Regions from separate parts of the Homo sapiens genome. Here region 1 is linked to region 2. Evidence: read pairs that join two places in POLR2A ChIA-PET (ENCODE). Cell type or tissue: PC-9. All regions are shown on one strand. Links, peaks and the distances in the headings refer to the core of each region. The heading gives the core; the rest is flanking DNA. Region 1 overlaps TMEM171 (transmembrane protein 171). Region 2 has its middle 1.9 kb from the start of LINC01386.

What was found. ChIA-PET counts read pairs that join two places held together with the same protein. Peaks named below come from ENCODE experiments on the same cell type or tissue, not always from the same donor. Only the 100,000 strongest peaks of a DNase experiment are listed, where the experiment ranks them.
Region 1: POLR2A ChIA-PET joins it to region 2 with 11 read pairs; 2 of 35 experiments call an interaction of 5 or more read pairs at or near these places.

What each region holds. Positions count from the first base shown.
Region 1 is chr5:73,131,508-73,134,427 of GRCh38, forward strand. TMEM171 (transmembrane protein 171) reads left to right here. Exons shown (of 4, transcript NM_173490.8): 4 at 31-302. The coding sequence ends at 223. LOC105379030 (a long non-coding RNA gene) reads right to left here. Exons shown (of 2, transcript NR_134252.1): 2 at 501-776. Among named protein-coding and RNA genes, the nearest start is that of TMEM171, 12 kb to the left of the region's middle. In PC-9, for the core only: no CTCF peak of the experiment used is centred there; no DNase peak of the experiment used is centred there.
Region 2 is chr5:73,473,415-73,476,334 of GRCh38, forward strand. No RefSeq gene overlaps it. Among named protein-coding and RNA genes, the nearest start is that of LINC01386, 1.9 kb to the left of the region's middle. In PC-9, for the core only: no CTCF peak of the experiment used is centred there; no DNase peak of the experiment used is centred there.

The sequences.
Region 1 (2,920 bases), core at 126-2,625, 340 kb before region 2:
CCCCTTCATGTTCTCTCTCCTTCTCTTTAGCAGGACCCCAACTTCAGAGGGTGCAGCCTCTGAAAGAGACTGTGAATCTATATATACCATTTCTGGGACGAATTCATCTTCTGAGGCCTCACACACTCCACATCTTCCATCTGAATTGCCTCCTAGATATGAAGAAAAAGAAAATGCTGCAGCTACATTCTTGCCTCTATCTTCTGAGCCTTCCCCACCGTAAACTATGGACTCTAGTTCAGTTTTATATGCAATGGATCACTATTTTATTTAATTTTTTTTAAATAAAAAATACAATAGCATTGGCTATATTCTGACTTTCCTGCTACAGCATCAACAAGGGTAACCAACCTTCCAGGTTAGATTCCAGCCATTAGTGCTTCAGACCATGGAGAGGGGCAAAGTGCCCATGGTCCAGGCACTGAACGTGTCCTCTTTGGATAGCATCTATCCATTTGTACTCAATGTCTTTTCAATGACAAGGGAATGACAACAGGAGTGAGACTGTCTTAATTTATTCATTTGTACATTATACACTTGGACCTACAACCCTGGGTGGTAGGTGAGATTATTTTTATTGGTGGATAAAGAACCAAAGGTTCAGAGAGTCTAATTAACTTCTTCAAGGTCACATAGCTTCTACATGATGGGCTTGGTTTTGAACCCAGCTAGCTGGTTTCTGAAAGACAGGCTCACCACCTTGTGCTGTCAGAGGCCTACCAGCAGCAATGGTTAATGTTTAGCTTGGTCCATTCTCTCTCCAGGGTTAGCTGCTTCTGAAACAGAGAAACAAGATTACTCCCTTCATTTCTTTATTATTTCTTCTCTTCTTCCCTTCTCTCTTTCTCTCCCCTCCTCTTTTCTCCTCTTCTTACTCCCCTTTTCTTTTCTTTGCTTTTGAAAGAAGACGATTAGGGAGGCTTTATGCTGGGGCAGTCACAAGCATGTTCATACCCTGGAGTCTCTTTATAGTGAAATTTCTTGACAGGAAATTTCTAGGAACACTTTGGCAACTAGGTTCTCCTCAAGAGGCTCAGGAAGGATTTGCCTTTCTGTATGATGACATATTAGAACAAAACTGACTGAACCATTGCTTTTTTATTCTTATAAGGATACTGCTAGCCAAAGCCTGTTGTATAGTTGGGTGTGTTAATATGTATTTATTTAATGCTAGATCTAAACCTTAAGAAATAATGACTAATGGTATTTCCAACTGGAAGAAACTGATTTTTAGAATACGAAATCTGTAGTAACAGCTTTTTTGGTAACAACATTTAGTGTAGCAAAAATGTGAATTTTTTAATGCCTTTTACACAAGCCATAATCTCCCCCAAATTGGTTCATTCCAGCATTTAAGTGCCTGAAAGCAGAGCAAAGGGGCGTGCAGGCTCCAACAGTTTGACTGAAGTAATGACTGATTTCATGTTAATTGCCACTGAGATAAGTCAGGGTGGCAGTTGGTACCAGCAGTACTAATCTATTTTTAAATTGGACATTTATTGGCTTGAACTGCTCTTAAAATTCTGCTATTTTTCCTCCTGGGAGGTTAATTATTCACATTTAAAAATTAGAACAAAACTTCCTTCTGCCGCTGTTTAAAATGCCTGAGCTGAAACTTCTAGGTAGAATTACTTTTAAGCATTTATGAGTCCTCATATTAATCAAGAACCTTTTTAATGGCTCAGTGTTGGGGTTTGTAACTGGGTATTTTACATTTATATGCTATGCTAGTAAACTTCAGCAAGGGGGTTGCCAGGCTCAGGAATAAGTTTGATCTTCTGGTTATGGAATCTACTCCGGTTCCATCAGTCCTTCACAGTATTCAGCAAACCTGAGACTGAAGCTGAAGTCTTCAAACCTCCCAGCTTTGAAAATGCTGAAAGTGTGAGAATGTTTATTGTGGGGCTGAAATCACATGCAGCAGAGCTGGGCCAAATCATTTACCCCCAGCAAGACGCGTTCTTTTCCTAGCACGGTGCTGGCAGAGGATGACAGCTTCTGAAAGCCCCCTCGGTGGACTGTGCCTTGTTTTTCTTAGGTTTGTTAGCTTTTTTATTGAGGTAAAATTTGCATAATACAATGAACAATTTATGTTTGTATGTATGTATGTATTTCGAGACTGGGTCTCACTTTGTTGCCCAGGCTGGAATACAGTGATGCGATCACAGCTCACTGCAGCCTCTAACTCTGGGCTCAAGCCATCTTCCTACTTCAGCCTCCTGAGTAGCTGGGAGTACAGGCGAGTGCCACCACACCCAGCTAATTTTTTAAATTTTTCATAGAGATGGGATTTTACTATACTACCCAGGCTGGTCTCCAACTCCCAGGGTTCAAGCAGTCCTCCTGCCTTGGCCTCCCAAACTGTTGGGATTGCAGGTTATGGAAGTCTATTTCATTTCTATCAGTCCTTTGCCATATTCAGTGGGTGAGTCATTGTGCCCAGCCTACAATTAACCATTTTAAAGTGAACAATTCAGTGGCCTTTAATACGTTCACAGTGTTATACAAACCACCACCTCTATCTAATTCCAAATCATTTTCATCACCCTAAAATAAAACCCCACACACATTAAGCAGCCCCTCCTTCTCCTCCTCTATGCCTCAGCTCCTGGAAAACACCAGTCTGCTTTCTGTCTGTATGTGTTTACCTATTCTGGGTATTTCATATAAGTGGAATCATAAATATGTGACCTTTTGTGTCTGATGTCTTTCATTTAGCATGTTTTCATTTAGCATGTTGTAACATATATCAGTACTTCATTTTTTATGGCCAAGTACTACTCCATTGTGTGAATATACCACACTTTGTTTATCCATTCATCCATGGGTGGACATCTAGGTTGTGTCTACCTTTTGACCATTGTGAATGATGCTGCTATGAACGTACATGTGCAAGTATTTGTTGGAGTACCTGTTTTCA
Region 2 (2,920 bases), core at 132-2,631:
TGGCCTCAGCCTCCCAAAGTGCTAGGATTACAGGTGAGAGCCACCACACCTGGCCCACTACTAACAGACTTTAGAGAGCCATTCAGGCTACTCCTCACCCCATGCAATCTTAGACTGTGTTACTAGATAAATGCTGTCTAAAAAAGGGGAAGAGATAACCTTTTTCTCCACTTTGTGTCAGAATACTATATTCAAATCTGGACACCTCATTTCAACAACAGATTGCAGGGATCCAAACAAAGAAACCAGCTTGGTGATCAAAAGAGTGCCTGCCCCTCAAGGACTCCCAACTCAGTGGGGTTGGTATTGACATAGCAGATACACAAAATGTATTCTAGATTGGTACCAAAACTATGGTGAGTAGATGGCTGTGACTGGGGGACTTCTCAATTGATTGCTCAGTCCATTAGAGGTGGCCTTTTTGTGCCTATTGGCTGTTATCGGCTGCCTTGAGTATATTGTCTATATTTGATCCTCAGTATTTTTGTGTGTGACTTGAGCTTTGAGAATTAAATTAAAATGATATATATTTTACTATTTAATCCTACAAAAGTTATTCAACTATCAATAAATATGTCAAGTGCTGAAAAGAAAAAATATCAACAATATCGGAATAAATAATGACTGTCTAGTTATTTTCTCAGCTGGGCCTAGTGGCTCATGCCTGTAATCTCAACACTTTGGGAGGCCAAAGCACAAGGATTGCTTGAGGCCAGGAATTCAAGACCAGCATACGCAACATAGCGAGACCCCCAACTCTACAAAAAATAGAAAAATTGGCCAGGTGTGGTGGTTCAAGCCTGTATTCCTAGCTGCTTGGGAGGCTGAGGCAAGAAGATCACTTGAGCCCAGGAGTTTGAGGCTGTAGTGAGCTATGATTATACCACTACACTCGAGCTACTCTGCCTCTTAAAAAAAAAAAAGTTATTTTTTCATATGAAGCAAAAGTTAAACATTCATGTTTAGAAAATCAGTTATTTTCAACTGTTGCTTTTGCTAGAAAAGTACCAGTTTTGAATTTTTTTTTTTTTTTTTTTTTTTAGATGGAGTCTTTCCCTGTCACCCAGGCTGGAGTGCAGTGGCATGATCTCGGCTCACTGCAACCTCCCCCTCTGAGGTTCAAATGATTCTCCTGCCTCAGCCTCCCGAGTAGCTGGGACTACAGGTGCACGCCACCACACCCAGCTAGTTTTTGTATTTTTAGTAGAGATGGAGTTTCACCATGTTGGGCAGGATGGTCTCACCCTCTGACCTCGTGATCCACCTGCCTGATTTTTTTCTTTCTTTTTCTTTTTTTTTTTTTTTTTTGGGACAGAGTCTTGCTCTGTTGCCAGGCTAGAGTACAGTGGTGAGATCTTGGCTCACGGCAACCTCCAACTCCCAGGTTCAAGAGATTCTCCTGCCTCAGCCTCCCGAGTAGCTGGTACTACAGGTGCGTGCCACCACGCCCAGCTAATTTTTTGTATTTTAGTAGAGATGGGGTTTCACCACGTTGGCCAGGATGGTCTCAATCTCCTGACTTCATGATCCGCCCACCTCAGCCTCCCAAAGTGCTGGGATTACAGGTGTGAGCCACCACACCTGGCCAGCCTTGAGTGATTTTTAAGAAACTAACTACAGGCAGGGCATGGTGGCTCACGCCTGTAATCCCAGCACTTTGGGAGGCCCAGGCAGGTGGATCACCTGAGGCCAGGAGTTCGAGACCAGCCTGACCAACATGGAGAAACCCCATCTCTACTCAAAATATAAAATTAGCTGGGCGTGGTGGTGCATGCTTGTAATCCCAGCTACTCAGGAGGCTGAGGCAGGAGAATCATTTGGACCTGGGAGATGGAGGTTGCAGTGAGCTGAGAGTGGGTAATTGCACTCCAGCCTGGGCAACAAGAGTGAAACTCCATCTCAGAAACAAACAAAAAAAAAGAAACTAACAAACTGAATACATTGTTATTATTATTTACCTATATAAATTGCCAATTTACATATAAAATTTGATGCATTATAATTATGGGAAAATAAATTCTATTAAAAGTTACTCAGCAAAGATAGTTATTAAGATAAATTAAATGATAATAAATTTTATTTTTAATTTAACTAAAATTTTAATTTAAAATTTTATTTCCTCCTTCCTAACCCTGCATCAGATAAAAATAATAAACTTTATACTTACTCTTCTTATGTATGAAGTATAGACATAACATACAGTACATAAACAGATATATACTAGATCTGTGGTATTAAGAAATTTTAAAGGGGGGATGATTAGGTAAAACATGTTTTTATTTATTTTATTTTCATTTAAAAAATTTTTTTTGTCAATATTCAATATAAATATTTTTTAAATTATTGAGATAGGGTCTCACTATGTTCCCCAGGCTGGTCTCCAACTCCTGGGCTTAAGCGAGAGTCCTGCCTCAGCCTCCTAAAGTGCTGGGATTACAGGCACGAGCCACTGCACCTGGCCAACACATTTTTCAAAGCTCCTTAGGGAAATGACATTTTTTTTAAAGTTGAGAAACTCTGAATTAAAACTACCTAGGCATCTTGACAGGAAAGTACTTTGCTGTTGGTTTGCCGCAATGAATCCCAGCCAAAATCTGAAACTAAGAATGGATTTATTCACACTCTTCTTGTCGTCATATCCCATTTCTTGCTATTTTTCCTCCCCCAACTTGTTGTATGTCTTCTGGTAATTGACTCATTATTTTCCTCTTGGGAGCCACCATCCCACTCCTTAGCTCCAGTGATGGTAGGTGACCCAGGTATGGCCAGGAGGAGACACAACCTTTGAGCCAGGCCAATCTGAGTAATTCCTGGGACTTTGCTGGAACTGGGAAGAGGAGATCATTTTCGGTAGGGCTACATTTGTCAGGTTGTGAGCCTGGAAAAACTGGAGGCTCTCTTTGCCATAACCTAGCAAAAG